Regions from separate parts of the Homo sapiens genome. Here region 2 is linked to region 1. Evidence: chromatin loops called from intact Hi-C (ENCODE). Cell type or tissue: PC-3. All regions are shown on one strand. Links, peaks and the distances in the headings refer to the core of each region. The heading gives the core; the rest is flanking DNA. Region 1 has its middle 27 kb from the start of PRKCA. Region 2 overlaps PRKCA (protein kinase C alpha).

What was found. Hi-C counts contacts between places; a loop is a spot of excess contacts. Peaks named below come from ENCODE experiments on the same cell type or tissue, not always from the same donor. Only the 100,000 strongest peaks of a DNase experiment are listed, where the experiment ranks them.
Region 2: it touches region 1 in a loop (4-fold over the local background); 2 of 110 quality-filtered maps call a loop at or near these places.

What each region holds. Positions count from the first base shown.
Region 1 is chr17:66,271,925-66,280,254 of GRCh38, forward strand. No RefSeq gene overlaps it. Among named protein-coding and RNA genes, the nearest start is that of PRKCA, 27 kb to the right of the region's middle. RefSeq lists a silencer at 4,607-4,901. In PC-3, for the core only: no CTCF peak of the experiment used is centred there; DNase peaks (open chromatin) are centred at 1,347 and 3,837; H3K4me3 peaks cover 1,504 bases; H3K27ac peaks cover 5,084 bases.
Region 2 is chr17:66,344,982-66,353,311 of GRCh38, forward strand. All of the region lies in intron 2 of PRKCA (protein kinase C alpha), which reads left to right. Among named protein-coding and RNA genes, the nearest start is that of PRKCA, 47 kb to the left of the region's middle. RefSeq lists enhancers at 950-1,244, 3,610-3,904 and a silencer at 950-1,244. In PC-3, for the core only: no CTCF peak of the experiment used is centred there; DNase peaks (open chromatin) are centred at 2,900 and 3,810; H3K4me3 peaks cover 1,708 bases; H3K27ac peaks cover 2,521 bases.

The sequences.
Region 1 (8,330 bases), core at 301-8,300:
CAGATGGTCCCCAACAGGATGGATGGAGCTCCAGTGTCCACACTGAGAAGCTCAGCAAGACAGCCTTCATTGTTGCCACCTCCTTTTACATCTCACTTTCCTCACTCCTACAGCCTTGCTCCCTAGGATGACTCCCAAAATAAACTCCCGACACCCATGCCCTTGCCTGTTGTTCTGCTTTCAGGCAATCCAAATGAAGATATGAAAGTTCGGCCAGGCACGGTGGCTCATGCCTGTAAACCCAGCACTTTGGGAGGCCAAGGGAGGCAGATCACTTGAAGTCAGGAGTTCGAGACCAGCCTGGCCAACATGGTGAAACCCCGTCTCTAATAAAAATACAAAAAAATTAACCAGGCATGGTGGTAGGCACCTATAATCCCAGCTACTCAGGAGGCTGAGGCAGGAGAATTGCTTGCACCCAGGAGGCGGAGGTTGCAGTGAGCCGAGTTTGTGCCACTGTACTCCAGCCTGGATGACGGAGTGAGAACCTGCCTCAAAAAAAAAAAAAAAAAAAAAAAAAACAAAAAGATATGAAAGTGCATAAGAGTTCAGGCCTGTTCGTGTTCCTGTTCTTCACGTGTCAGAGGCAAGAAGCATGAGGCCTCTTCACCTTCCATAAAGGGAGATGGCGCCCACTGCACAAGGTGTCTGATGTAAACTAAGAAAAACCAAATAACAACAGCAACCAAAAAAAGGTGAAAGTCACAAGGTGATCCCAACGGGTGGAGGAAGAGGACTAGCATGTTAGATGCATATGATGCTAACAGGGGCCCTGTATGCATTATTCTGTTTAATTCCCACAACAGCCCGGAGAGGTTGATAATTTGCCTGGGGTTATCCCAGAAGTGAAGGAGCCCAGATCAGCAGCCAGGTTCCTCCGATTCCAGTGGCTGTCCTCTGTCACCTCTCCCCACCCTCTGGTCAGTGCTCTTCACAGCAAACTGGTAATTTCCTAACTGCCTTTAAGTGAAAGTATCTTTTTGGCTCCACATTCTACTGCAAAGGAAGCCAGATGCTATTTTTCAGTCCTGTGAACTTTCCATTTCTGGCAGGTGGCTGGCTCTCCTTTTCCCTGGATAGAATGTAATTTCCATTTGCTTTCCAGCAATCTTATTGATTGAACATGCTTCCAAATTTTTTCATCTTTGACACGTTTCTTACAATGTAATTTTACAGGGCAGGAATCATCCTTGTTGAAGAGGAGAGTCCAAGACGGGGCGGCATTCTTGTGTAATGAGTTGCTTTAGCTTTTTCTTTTTTTCTTTTTCTTTTTTTTTTTTTTTTGGCTAAAACTAAGAATGTGTCAGTGGCAAACACTAAAAATCCACCCCCATTTACTTCTTGTGGCTGTTCCTGAGGGATGTCAGTGATAAAGTCACCCAACTTACAAACTTTACAGTGAGTCACTCATCCCATTAAAGGCCCTTGAGATGTACGATAACAGCAAAAAAAAACCCCACCTTTCCAGAAGGATATCATAACAATTAGAAAATCAGTCATGATGGCAGTGAACCTCAATGTTCTGATCCACAAAATAAGGCTTTGGTGAAGAATAAATGAAATTACATTTGTGAAAATTTTGCAGTGTGAGCTTTTATTACTCGTATCTTTACAAAGAACATAATAGATACTGCTACATTTTTGCAAAGCAAGCTGACATCTGGAGTATGAAACAATCATTAATAATTATCTGTGCTGGTCAGGCATGGTGGATCAAGGTTGTAATCCCAGCACCTTGGGAGGCCAAGGCAGGGGGATTGCTTGAGGCCAGGAGTTTGAGACCAGCCTGGCCAACATAGTGAGACTCCATTTATATAAAAAAATTAAAAATCAGCCAGGTGTTGTGCCACACACCTAAATTCCTAGCTACACTGGAGGTTAAGACAGGAGGGTTGCTTGAGCCCAGTAATTCAAGGCTATAGTGAGCTATGATTATGCCACTGCACTCTAGCCTGGGAGACAGAGATAGAGCCTGTCTCTCAAAACAAAACGAAAACAAAACAACAACAACAAAAAGCTGGGCACAGTGGCTCATGCCTGCAACCCCAGCACCTTGAGAGGCCAAGGCAGAAGGACTGCTTGAGTCCAGGAGTTCTAGACCAGCTGGACAATGTACCAAGACCCCCATCTCTTTAAAAAGTGTAGCTGGGCCTGGGTGGTACATAACTGTAGTCCCAGCTACTCAAGAGGCTGAGGTGGCAGGATCCCTTGTGCCCAGAAGTTGGAGGATGCAGTGAGCTGTGATAGCTACACACTCCAGCCTAGGTGACAGTGACAGAGCAAGATCCTGTGTCTAAACAAGAAAAAGAAACGGTATCTGTGCAAAAAAAAAAAAAGTATTCAAAAGTCTAAACCTTGTGTTAGAGACAGCCATTGCACAAACAAGAAGAAAGGGAATTCATTAGACCATGCATAAGTATCAGAAAGAGCCTGAATGTTTTTTTAAATCATTATTATTTACAATTTTTTTTTTTTTTTTTGAGACGGAGTCTTGCTCTGTCACCCAGGCTGGAGTGCAGTGACGCGATCTCGGCTCATTGCAAGCTCTGCCTCCCGGGTTCACGCCATTCTCCTGCCTCAGCCTCCCAAGCAGCTGGGACTACAGGTGCCCGTCACCGCGCCTGGCTAATTTTTTGTATTTTTAGTAGAGACGGGGTTTCACTGCATTAGCCAGGATGGTCTTGATCTCCTGACCTCGTGATCTGCCCGTCTCGGCCTCCCAAAGTGCTGGGATTACAGGCGTGAGCAACTGCGCCTGGCCTATTTACAAAAATTTTTTAGAGACAGAGTCTTGCTCCATCATCCGGCTGCAGCCTGGACTTCCTGGGCTCTGACAATCCTCCTACCTCAGCCTCCTGAGTAGTTAGTATTACAGGCATAGGCAACCATGCCCAGCTAATTATTTTTAAAGTGTTTTGTAGAGGCAGGGTCTCACTATGTTGCCCAGGCTGGCCTCAAATTCTAGACCTCACCTGGCATGGTGGCTCACGCCTGTAATCCCAACACTTTGGGAGGCCAAGGCAGGATTGCTTAAGCCTAGGAGTTCTCCAACTCCAGCATAGTGAGACCCCATCTCTACCAAAAATACAAAAATTAGCCTGACATGGTGGTGCATGCCTGTAATCCCAGCTACTGGGGAGGCTGAGGTGGGAGGCTTGCTCGAGCCTGGGAGGCAGAAGTTGCAGTGAGCCAAGATCGTACCACTGCACTCCAGCCTGGGTGACAGAGTGAGACTCTGTCTCAAAAATAAAATAAATAAAAACAGGCCAGGCATGGTGGCTCACACCTGTAATCCTAGAACTTTGGGAGGCTGAGGTGGGCGGATTGCCTGAGCTCAGGAGTTCGAGACCAGCCCGGGCAACGTGGTGAAACCCTGTCTCTACTAAAATACAAAAAAAAAAAAAAAAAATTAGCCAGGCATGTTGGCATGTGCCCGTAATCCCAGCTACTTGGGAGGCTGAGGCAGGAGAATTGTGTCAACCCAGGAAGTGGAGGTTGCAGTGAGCTGAGATTGTGCCACTGCACTCCAGTCTGGGCGGCGGAGCAAGACTCCATCTCCAAAAAATAATAATAATAATAGTAAATAAAATAAAAATAATAAAAATAAGAAATAAATATATCACCTCGTTAGTCCTTACAACAAAGCCAATAGCCTTTGTTCACATAAGTGGAATCCCACTCTCATTTCATAGCTAAGAAAACTGAGGCTCAGAAGAGAATAGGATTTACCCAAAGTCTCAGGAATTCATCTGAGCCCTATGGACCACCCCACAGCAGTGCAGATTATCTTTGCAAGGTATTACGTGCCTAAGACAGTCTTTCCAGTAGATGACTCAGTGAGCTGGCACCACTTGCAGACTAGCCAGTAGAGTGACCACAGTGTATCAGGAAGATGTGTCACTGAGAAAACAAAACCAGCAAGGATTGTGTGATGCCACAGTGACTCACTGTGCCCAAGGTCCCCCACTCTAACTAGGAGTATTCCCCAGTGGCCTTTATACAACTTGCTGATCTTTTCCTACTTGGCTCGTCTACTCGCCGCACAATCATTCCCATGCAGCCCCACCCCACCCCAGTCCCACCCGTCCTCCTGATGGGGCCTGCTTCTCATCCTCCGCTGAGGTGTCAGATTGACTTCCAGAGGCTTCTGCAGAGCACTTCTCACTCCAATCTCCTCCAATTCTCTAAGCACAAGCAGGAACCTGGGCATTTCCAGCTGCTCAAGCTAAGAGGTCCCCCTTCCAGCCTGGCTCGTGCTGGTGCTTAGGTGGGGCTCCTGTCCCTATCCCCTACAGCTCTGTTGTCTCTCGATATGTCACTCTTTGCACCAGAAAGAACAACCAAGGATCATTCTCAATGCTTCACACAGAAACCCTCTTCTCCCAAATGAATTTCCCGTTCCCTTTCTCAGGGACCCCCAAAGGTATAGCTGCAGCCTCCCAGAACACTTATTCTACAGGAGGCTGCTTAGACCACAGCTGTATTCGGGAAAAGGAAATTTCATTAGGATGTAATGATCTCAGGCCTCCAAAGCCCTGGCTGGCTGGAAAAAGGAGGCTACAGTCAGGATCCTGTCCAAGCCGCCAGAAGAAGTGGCTGATGGCTTTCTAGGCTGCCTCTCTCTGTGCATAATCCTGCTCATATCTCACTGGTCACAGCTGCAAAGGAGTTTAGGAGTGTAGTATCTTAGATGGGCACATATCCCTAGAAAAGCATTGCAAAGCAGAAGGGGAAAATGGAGTTGGGTAGACAACAAGTATTCTCAGAAGATAAGGGCATAGCTGGCAATCTGAACAGTGAGTGTTAAGGTTAGCCATTCCAATATCACACAGATAAGAAAAGGCCCTATGATTTGGCAACCAAGAGATTACTCATGGCCTTGGAAAAGACAAACCTAGCAGAACACTGGATTGGGAGTGGGGTTAAGCAATGAGTGGGGGTGAGGAAGTGGAGACATGGGACCCAGACTTTTCTACAGAGATGTTTCAGTAAAGAGAAATGAGGGCTGGGCGCAGTGGCTCATGCCTGTAATCCCAGAATTTTGGGAGGCCGAGACGGGCGGATCACAAGGCCAGGAGATCGAGACCATCCTGGCTAACATGGTGAAACCCCGTCTCTACTAAAAATACAAAAAATTAGCCAGGTGTGGTGGCGGGCGCTTGTAGTCCCAGCTACTCAGGAGGTTGAGGCAGGAGAATAGTGTGAACCCGGGAGGTGGAGCTTGCAGTGAGCTGACACAGTGCCACTGCACTCCAGCCTGGGCAACAGAGAAAGACTCCATCTCAAAAAAAAAAAAGAAAAAAAAAGAGAGAAATGAGAGACAGAGAAATAGACAGCTGTATTATAAAAATATACACATAATTCCTAACCTTTATTTTGACTGCTTCTTTTCCTCTCCCCAACTCAATCTTGGCAACAGTTACTAATAGCAAAATTGACTGACCTGAGTTCCAGCTTCTCTCTGTTCTTCTTCCCAGGGAAGGTGCTAATGAGGAATGAAATGGCCAAAGGCTGAACTGCGGGAGGGAGAAGTGAAGCTCTGGAACATGCAGCAGCTGAGCGTGGAGCACTGAGGATTTTCTCCATGACAAAAAGGAGTTTTATCATGGCCAGGTGTGGTGGCTTATGCCTGTAATCCCAGCACTTTGGAAGGCTGAGGTGGTAGGATTGCTTGAGGCCAGGAGTTCAAGATCAGCCTGAGCAACATAGCAAGACCCCGTCTCTAAAAAATTAATAAATAAATAAAAAGATTAGCCGGGCATGGTGGCCTGTGCCTGTAGTCTCAGCTACTTGGGAGGCTGAGGTGAGAAGATGGCTTGAGCCCTGGAGGTTGAAATGCAGTAAGCAGTGATAGCACCACTGCGCTCCAGCCTGGGTGACAGAGTGAGACCTTTTTTTTTTTTCTTTCAGTGAAAGTACAGAGATTTATTGCAAAGGCAGAATTACACACTTAAGAAAGGGAAGTGCAAGTGCAATGGGGTTTGGAGTCCCTACATTTATGGGTTTATTGAATTAAGGGGTGGAATATTCATGAAGATTCCTGGAAAAAGATGGAAATTTATCAGAACTGCGGTGCAAACCTAATGCTAAGAAAAGTTCTAATCATAGAAGAACAAAACCCCTTGAGAATTAAAATGAATGAAAATCCATTTGCCTCTTTCATTACCCCTACAATAATAGGACTGCCCATAGTTATTTTAATTATCTTATTCCCAAATATTCTATTCCCATCATGTAGTCGCCTGATCAATAACTGGCTGGTTTCTGTACAACAGTGACTAATATTAAAACAGATAATAATAATAATGTATAACATCAAAGAATGAATCTATCTCTTTTTTTTTTGAGACAGAAAATCGCTCTGCTGCCAGGCTGGAATGCAATGCCTCTATCTTGGCCCACTACAATCTCCACCTCTCTGGTTCAAGCGATTCCCCTGCCTCAGCCTCCGGAGTAGCTGGGACTACAGGCGTGTGCCACCACATCTGGCTAATTTTTTGTATTTTAGTAGAGAAGGAGTTTCACTATGTTAGCCAGGATGGTCTCAATCTCCTCACCTCGTGATCCACCTGCCTCAGCCTCCTAAAATGCTGGGATTACAGGTGTGAGCCCATGCACACGGCCACTCTCTTAATTCTTGTGGCAAAGCATTTCTGAACAAGTGAGGGCTATCCTTAAAGCCCTGAGGCAGTACTATCCAGGTGTACTGCTGGGTAAAATTAGTTTCAGGATTAGTCCACCCAAAAGCAAACAAAAATTGAGAGTCAGAGTGTAAAAGGATACAAAATAAAGCATTATTGAAATCTAATATCGTGAATCAATTGGTGTCTCTGGTATTTGGGTAAATATGGCATAAGGATTTGACACTATAGGGCTGGGCGCAGTGGCTCACGCCTCTAAACCCAGCACTTTGGGAGGCCGAGGCATGTGGATCGCTTGAGGTCAGGAGTTCGAGATCAGCCTGGCCAACATGATGAAACCTCGTCTCTACTAAAAATACAAAAATTATCCAAGCATGGTGGTGCGTGCCTGTAGTCCCAGCTACTCCAGAGGCTGAGGCAGGAGAATTGCTTGAACCTGGGAGGCAGAGGTTGCAGTGAGCTGAGATTGCGCCACTGCACTCCAGAGCAAGACTCCGTCTCAAAAAAATAAATAAGTAATTAAAAAGGATTTGACACTATAGAATGTAAGGTAATTACAACCTCATTAATAGCTCCTAAGTCTTGAACTAGATGATTATTCTGCATTTGGTTTTTGGACAGGGACGGAAGGAGTATTACAAAGAGACTGACTGACATGGAACCAGGAGGCCCTGTTTTAAAAACTTCTCAATTAAAGGTTGGCGTCCTCACCTGGCTTCCGGTTTGAGGGCATATTGGCTCTTGCATGGGAAATTGTTTTTGTCTTTAAAGCGATGATCACGGCTGGGCGCAGTGGCTCAAGTCTGTAATCCCAGCACTTTGGGAGGCTGAGGCGGGCACATCACAAGATCAGGAGATCGAGACGATCCTGGCTAACATGGTGAAACCCGTCTCTACTAAAAATACAAAAAAAATTAGCCGGGCGTGGTGGCGGGCGCCTGTAGTCCCAGCTACTTGGGAGTCTGAGGCAGGAGAATGGCTTGAACCCGGGAGGCGGAGCTTGCAGTGAGCCGAGATCGCACCACTGCACTCCAGCCTGGGCGACAGAGCGAGACTCCGATCTCAAAAAAAAAAAAAAAAAAAAAAAAAAAGAGATGATCACAGGCTGAGCATGTATTGCTTTGCAAGGGGTTTCTTGGTCCCATACTTATGGGTCTACTTGAGACTTTATTTTATGGAGGATCTCCTGTTTTTCTGAGGCTGGTTTAGAAAATACAAGCATTGCCAAGAAGGAGGGCCTGATAAATGTAAAGTGGCTGCAAAGCTGGCTAGGAAGTCCTGTCTCAATAAAAGAGTAGGACATTCCAGCATAACTAGAAACCAGAGTTACCATATAGTTTTCTAGCCTGTAGCTTAGGGGTAAAGTGTTTTGATTTGGGGGTGCCATTGACACCCATGACAGTGCAGCTTTTGGAGAATAAGGGCCCAGAGTGGCAGTTCAGGACAGAGTGGCCACTGAGTCAATTAAGAAATTAATATTTGCCGGGCACAGTGGCTCACACCTGTAATCCCAGCACTTTGGGAAGCTGAGGCGGATGAATTGCTTGAGCCCAGGAGTTCAAGACCAGCCTGGGCAGCATGGTGAAACTCTGTCTCTACAAAAAAAAAAAAAAAAAAAAAAATACAAAAAACTAGCTAGGCATGATCAGGGCTGCCCATAGTCCCAGTTACTCGGAAGGCTGAGGTGGG
Region 2 (8,330 bases), core at 287-8,286, 73 kb after region 1:
ATATACCTATTGCAGTATGATCAAGCCTGTTTTATGTAATGCCCCTGCATATGCTCAGAATCAAGGATTACCCTTTTTATTTTTCTCATTTGTCTCCTATTTCTTTTGCAAACTAAATACCCTTTCCCCCGCACCCTCTATTGCTGGATTTTCTTAGGAACTCTTATACCTTATCTTGCTTTGGAAATAGCAAAATACACAGGATTACAGAATTGTTATCAATTCACACATTTGAGATTTATATGTTACCACCATTACTTCCTACACCAGTTTTCTAGCTACTTTTGTGTGTGTGTGTGTGTATTTAAATTGTGATTGAATTAGAAAACCTTGTTAGGAAGTTGAATTTCTGAAGCAATCATTTATGTTCAGCCTGTGTAACTAATGGACAATTATCTTTCAGTTTCCTCTGGAATCTTGCTTTAATGACTTTCAGAGTAGTGTTTATATATGCCATCACTTGCCTAATTAGTTTTATAAGGAAATCCGTGTCATCCCGGGTCATCCTGCCAATAGAGGCAGCTTCCAGTTCTCTTGAGCCTCCCGAGGGATGCATTCCCTTCACAAAGTGCTGGAAGCTGGCTTTCCTGGAGCTCCAGGGTCAGGGACCATTTTCCTTTTTTTATCATGGAAATGAAAAAGTCAGTGTCAGGGAGGTGGCTGACTGTACGACAGTCCTGATTATTGACTTATTTCTCTTACCTTAAAACTTGAGTTATTTCATCGTAAAATTGCAGGCAGGAAAAATATATAGAAGCAGTAGCCTTCAGATTGAGGATGAAGAAATCTCTCTGAACTTCAAGGAAATTTGGAAATGAGCAAAAATTTTGAAAACATTTGAAAATGGAATTTATAGCCCTAATAAAAAATGCAGTTAGGTGTATCAACATTTTGATTCCTAGACCAAGCACAGTGCCTGGCATATAATAGATGGCTAATTAATTTCATTGAACGAATACCTAAGTAGATGATGGATGAATGCCACTGGAACATAATGTCCATGAGGGCAGTGTTGCTGATATTTCTAGCATCATCTGGAAGGTGCTCAGTAACTACATTCTGAGTGAATGACTGAGTGCCAGTAAAAGATAAGCTATTGCGTTATCTTTTTTTGCTTTTTTTTTTTTTTTGAGATGGAGTTTCACTCTGTCACTCAAGCTGGAGTGCGCACGTGGCACTATCTCAGCTCACTGCAACTTCCACCTCCTGGGTTCAGGCGATTCTCCTGCCTCAACCTCTCGAGTAGCTGGGACTACAGGCACGTGCCACCACGCCTGGCTAATTTTTTTGTGTTTTTAGTAGAGACAGGGTTTCACCGTGTTAGCTAGGATGGTCTCGATCTCCTGACCTAGTGATCTGCCCACCTTGGCCTCCCAAAGTGCTAAGATTACAGGCCTGAGCCACCACGCCCTGCTGAGATATCTTTTTTAAATTAAAAAAAAAAAATTAGAGACAGAGTCTTGCTATATTGCCCGGGATGGACTTTTGAACTCTTGGGCTCAAGCTTCTTGCTTCAGCCTCCCAAGTGGTTGGTTTTACAGGTTTGCGCCACTGTGCCTGGCTGTTGGGTGGATTTTAGTATGAAAACTACAGATCCTAAGAGATGATCCCTGGGCATATCAACAAAGTATATGTTTTAAAAAGCCAAGCTTATTAGAAATATTATGTCCTATGATACTGGAAATCCATTTTTATTTGAAAATATTAAATAGAGTTGACATGTTGAATTTTTTAGTATAGATTAAGGCACTAGTTCTTAGGATGGCTTTTGGTGCAGTGACTCACGCTTGTAATCCCAGCACTTTGGGAGGCCGAGGCAAGCAGATCACTTGAGGTCAGGAGTTCGAGACCAGCCCTGGCCAACATGGTTAAACCCCATCTCTACTAAAAATACAAAAAATTAGCTGGGCGTGGTGGCTCACACCTGTAATCCCAGCTACTCCAGAGGCTGAGGCAGGAGAATCACTTGAACGCGGGAGGCGGAGGTTGCAGGGAGCCAAGATCATGCCACTGCACTCCAGCCTGGGTGACAGAGCAAGACTCCATCTAAAAAAAAAAAAAAAATTATTGGGGACTCTAAAGAGTTTTATTTACATAGATTTTATCTACTGATATTGGTCATATTAGAAATTTAAGATGAGAGATTTTAAAGATTTATTAATTGATTTAAAATAGTAATAGTAATCCCTTTATACAGTTACACAAACTACATAATTTTATGAAAAAGGACATTTTCCCTAACAAAAAAAATTTAGTGGGAAGAGTGGTGTTTTACATCCCTCTTCTGTCTGACTTAAATAAAACATAGTTGGACTCTCAGCTGCTTCTGCTTCAATCTGTTGTGATATGTTTTGGTTGAAGTGTATGTCTAACACATATATGTAATTGAAAAAAGGAGGGAATATTTTAATAGCTTTTTCACGTAACTGGAGATATTCTTTGATACTTTTGATAGTGGTCGTTGGCAAGTAAGTTTCTCAAAGGTTGGTTGCAAGGTAGAGAATGAAACCGTGTCTGTGTTTCATATTGGTCCATCTTATGTGTTGAATGGCTCTTTTATGTGTTGGTGTGACCGCATTCTTTAGTTTGGAAAACACTATTTCATTGAGTTCTGCAGGTTCTTCTAAATGTTGACACATTTCATTATTCAACATCAAAAAAGTCACAATTATTAGTATCACCATCAGTCTCATCAAAGAGCCTTTAAGTATTATTAGGAAGCCGTCAAGCTGACGGTAGATGCACATTTTCTAAGATTGTGTTTTTCACTTGGAAAACTTTATTGTATTTCAAAAAAGTATCTGCCAAATATCCAAGTCTAAGCAACCATATTGTAGTTGTTCTTTTGAGTCAAAGTGGTGTTTCATGGAGAGAGTGGCTGCTCAGCTCAAGACAGCCCTCATCCCTGGAGTGTAGCCAAATGCTTTATGTGTCAGAATATTTACTCAGAATTCTGAACCTTTTTTTTTTTTTTTTTTTGAGACAAAGTCTTGCTCTGTGCCCAGGCTGGAGTGCAGTGGCCCAGTCTTAGCTCACTGCAACCTCCACCTCCTGGGTTCAAGCGATTCTACTGCCTCAGACTTATGAGTAGCTGGGATTACAGGCACACGCCACCACGCCCGGCTAATTTTTATAGTTTTAGTAGAGATGGGGTTTCACCATGTTTGCCAGGCTGGTCTCCAACTCCTGGCCTCATGTGATCCACCTGCCTTGGCCTCGTAAAGTGCTGTGATTATAGGTGTGAGCCACCATGCCTGGCCCAGAATCAATAATTGTTAATGCTTCATCGAGACTTTCTTAAATGAAACTGGCATAAAAGACAACAAAAAGCCCCTGGGATTTCATGGTGGGAAGAACATAATTCCTGCTAGTACCGCCTGGCACTGTCACCTTGACTCAGGCTAAGGTTCCTGCTGTCACACCACCATTGCTCTTGCACCATCAGTGCAAACGTCAACACAAGGAAAAAGGCAAATAGTGGCTCAGTATTATCATTAAAGTGGTTTGATCATGAGGACCCTTAAGGGTTTGTGGAGCATACTTTGAGGCACACTTTGATTTAAGAGGTTAGAAACATCACATTAAAATTCATACTAATAAAGTGAAATTGTGCCAATTGCCCAAAACAGTGCATCAATCCAAAACTCTTATTTGTCTTGGAGAAATGCATTCAAAACATAGTCAACACCACTATCTCATTTTGTCTCTGTGTTGTGTTAAGATGGGTTTGCATACTTTCAGCCTCTTAGAGCAGGCAGTTGGAACATTATCCAGCAGCAGGTTGAACAGCAGAGGGGGAGGGCAGCTGGAAGTTAGGCTAATCTAACAAATGAGTCATCCACATGTGGATAATGGAGTTGTAAAATTACTCTCAGCTTTAGTCAGCAGCAACCAAACTATACGGTTAAAAATTACAGGTCTCCAAAATAGAGACTTCCTGAGAACTTTTAGTATAGCATTTAACTGAGAATGTATCAAGGGTTTGGTTGAGGATTTTTTCATAAAACCTTTCTGTTCTGGAAGGCAAGTTTGTTATTAAGAGCTTCAGTAATTTCTCTTACGAAGTGTTCAAAATGCACCAGAACCTGAACACAATGTGAGCAGCTGAGTGTTCATCTTAGCTGCGTCCATCAAGTGAACGGTTTGCTCTCTTCCTGTCCATAATTTGAGAGTCAGCCTAATGGTGAGTGGACAGTCATCTAATAAAATATTTCATACCTGTGGCAGCAGGTATAAAGCAAATAGTTTATTTTTGCTTTCCATGTAAAGTTTGGCAGTAAAGTTTTTGTCTTGAGATTTTTGTTTTATAAGAGAAATTAAAATTCCTTCTGGGCTTTTGCTGTTCTCCCCTGAGGATGAATATGCTGCCTGCCTACCCTGCTACCCCCCGCATTTGGCAAGGTTGCACATGTCTTAGGGATGGAAAACCAGTAGCCAACACTAAACCAGGCCTGCTGTGTAGACCTGGCTTGGTGAGTATGGAGCTGTTCCGCAGTAGAGGTTTGCAAAGAAACCATCACACCCTTGTTTCCTCTCTCCTTCTGGCTTTTCATTTTTCTTCTGGCCTTTTGCATGGAAGAAATAAGTCATCCCTTTTGAACAGTTTGGGTATGGAGTGTTTGCCCATGCGGTAGACTCTGGCAGGACAGAGAGGGTTTTCCCGGGCCTTTAGTTGTCCAGGTCCTGTATTCTCACATCTCCTCTGGGCTGCTGACTGCGCACAAACACAAAATTCATTCCTCCAATAGAACAGTGTTTGGCCTGGCTCCCAAAAACTGCTCTCCTCACTTGCACGGCTTTGATTGAGTGTTAGGTGTCTCTTTGGCTGCCTCCAGTGTCTCTTATTTTTAGGGCCTTCGTTAATGTCTTCTGTGTGTGAAACATGAAAATGGAGCCATGGCTGCTGGAATTGGAAACTTAGGGTTTTTAGGCCACCATTCCCTTATCACATGGCGTTATCAGGTTATTTAGTTACAGAGGTTAAAAAAAAAGTCCACCCTAGGAGCCGGCGTGTGTGGGGAAAGGAGAGAGGGGGCAGCTGAGCACCTAATGGGCAGTGAAAAAAGATATTGTAACTAAAGCTCGGGCTAGTGTCCTCAGAGCGATGGCCTTTCAGGTGCTGGCAGGGGTCTGCTTACAGCTCAGCCTGGTTACAAATGAGGGGATAAATTGGTGGTAACAGTGCCTTTTTATTTTTTTCCTTTTTCCTTTGGAAACTGGCTTTTCACATGTTGGAAAACGAGCTTGGATGCTCGGTGTAGGTAACAGGCAATTCTGATCTGAGAGGAAGGGCTCAGGAAAGGTGTGACCAAATGAGCCGTCTGAGTGGTCAGTCCTGCCCGGGGCTCACCCAGGCAGGGAGCTGGGGTCTTTCATGTGGGTGTCCGTGGACCCACAGGAGACAGGGAGGGATTGATTACAGGGGAGACCACTTCTGTTTCCCTTTCCTAAAGGAAACAGAAAATGGAAATAAAAATCTAAAATTATGTTATTTTCCATTTTTGGAATTCTGTTCATTTGTGTTTGGGGCCAGTTTTATTATTTTTTTTAATCTTTTTTGAGACAGGATCTTACTCTCTCACCCAGGCTGCAGTGCAGTGGCACCGTCGTGGCTCACTGCACCCTTGACCTCCCAGGCTTAAGCGATCCTCCCACCTCAGCCTCCCAAGTAGCTGGGACTATAGGTGCACACAACCACACCTGGCTAATTTTTTTTTCCCCTTGGTAGAGATGGGGTTTTGCTGTGTTGCCCAGGCTGGCCTTGAACTCCTGGGCTCAAGCAATCTGCTTGCCTTGGCCTCCCAAACTGCTGGGATTACAGACGTGAGGCACCGTGACTAGCCTGGGACCAGTTTTTGACGGTCCCTAGCCTTCCATGAGCATTCGTGTGCAAATGCACAGTCCAGAGGCATGTTTAGTTGACTCTGGTTTCCTCCCTCCCTTTCAATGTGTGGAACTCGCAGCGTTCTTTCTCTGCATTGCTGCGATCTGCCACACTTCTCGTTTTATCATGGACTGCAGTACAATGTAATTGTCTGTGTGCCAGTTTCCTCTGTCTTACTAAAGTGTGAATGTTTGATGGAAGAAACTCTGAGTGGACAGGGTCTGTCATAATCACCCCAGTATTCCCCATCGTGTGGTGCTGAGCTTGGTATGTAGTGGGGAGTGGGTATGCAGTGAATGTGGAATGGGTGGATGCTTGAATGAGTACAGCCGAATTTCCTGGCCAGGAAAACCATGAAGTGTTAGCACTGTTCTGATTTTACTTCCTCCTTCAGGCTATGGGCGCGTGCCAACTGACAGGGCAGGGACTGCCATGGCTAGTGGCTATTACCTAAACTCCAGCCCAGTTTTGGTGCCCCCGTTTCTGAGTCCTGAGCAAGTGTTCCTGGCATTGTGTTGGTTCCTATGGTATGTGTTTTAGTCTGTGAGACTCTTTCCTCAGTTTGAAGATCTGAAAGTAAAATGTTTCACCCAAGGTTTTTAGATTCGAGAGCTCATCCCGTAGGCCAGGGAGAGTGAGTACTAATACCCTATATGTGGCTGTGTTTAGAAAGGGCTATTGGGAAACATAAAAAATAGATTTTGACATTGGAAACAAATACATTTTAGTATGTGCTGCTAAAGAAATGTGTGCTATAAGCTATTCTCCTGGGGTTATAAATCATTAAATATTAACTTTTTAAACGATTAAACATGTGACTATATCTTATTGGTTACAAATAATAAATGCCTACTCAAACCAGCGTAAACCATAAAAGTAGAATTTGTATAAGGATTCACAGGGTGGTTTATGGGGAGAAGGGCAGGAAATGCTGCCAGGCTACAAGGGAGTCTGGAACCAGGACTAGGGCAATACCAGGAGCCAAGGCACTGCTCTTTCACCCCGAGAACCCTGGGACTCACCCGTGCTTCTCTCCCAGTATCAGATTCGTTCTCTGTGGCAGTGGTTGGGCTTCCTCCACTTCCCTGCTCTTAGGGTCTAAACTGGCAGTGTCACGTCGTGAGCATACCTCTGCCTTCAAGTTCAAATGCAGACAGACACAAGTCTCTGTTTAAATTCCTGAGGAAGAATTTGGTTGGCCCAATGTGGTCAGCTGTCTACCCAAGTCCAATGAACTCTGCTCATGGGAATGGGGCTGGGGAATAAATGTGGCTTAGAGGGCTGACGTGAGATCCCAGAGTCTGGAAGCTATTTCAAGGTTCTGGAAATAGTCTAGTAGGGCTACAAAACTCAGAGCAAGCCATAGGGTCCGGACAGTACCCTATTTCCTTTATTTCTAATTATTTTCTGCTCTGCCTTTTGAGGGAACTCATCAGTGTCTTCCTGAGGCCTGGAGGCTTTTCTGTGATCATGAAATGTACTATCTGAGGCCTGGAGGCTTTTCTGTGACCATGAAATGAACTATCAAGAGCAGGGCATGGGCTCTGCAGACAGCCCAGGAGTTCTCTGCTGCAGGGCTAAGTGATAATTCTGCTGAGGCGGTTGACATTCTTCTGGTTAGCTTTAGGGCAGATGAAAGGGAAAGAATATCAGGAGAAAAAAGAGCATCTTGAATTTGTGGTGTTTTTTGAGGTTTTTTTTTTTTTTTTTTTTTTTTGAGATGGAGTCTCTCTCTGTTGCCAGGCTGGAGTGCAGTGGCGCAATCTCAGCTCACTGCAACCTCCGTCTCCTGGGTTCAAGTGATTCTCCTGCCTCAGCCTCCCGAGTAGCTGGGACTACAGGTGCGTGCCACCACACTCAGCTAATTTTTGTATTTTTGGTAGAGACGGGGTTTCACCATGTTGACCAGGCTGGTCTTGAACTCCTGACCTTGTGATCCGCCCGCCTCTACCTTCCAAAGTGCTGGGATTACAGGAATGAGCCACCGTGCCCGGCCTGAGTTGTATTATTTTAGGGTTTGGGGAGGAGGGAAGTGGCGAAGAATGGTATATGAAGGGTGTTCTTGATTTTTCAGAGATGAAATAATTTTATCCAGCCATTTATATTTCTATGTATTTCTTCGGTATCTGTTTTTAATATCCTGTTAGACGTTTTAGTCTGTCAAGAGTTATTGCTAATTGTCAACCAACTACCTGGTTGCAATGAAGATAGGTTCTTTTTATGCCATGCACTCCAGAGATCTACTACACAGCTGGGTGGCTATGATTTGCATTAAACTAATAAAGTCCCCTGGTTAAAGGGGTATGTCCTAGATTTAACATTTGAAATCCTTTCCATTAAGTGCAGCACAAGCAGATCTTTCTGCACATTTTGGTGAAGCTTAACCATTTTTGATGACTCATTTTGATCCTAATCTTTAATTTTTCTGATTGCTTTTGGTAACCTT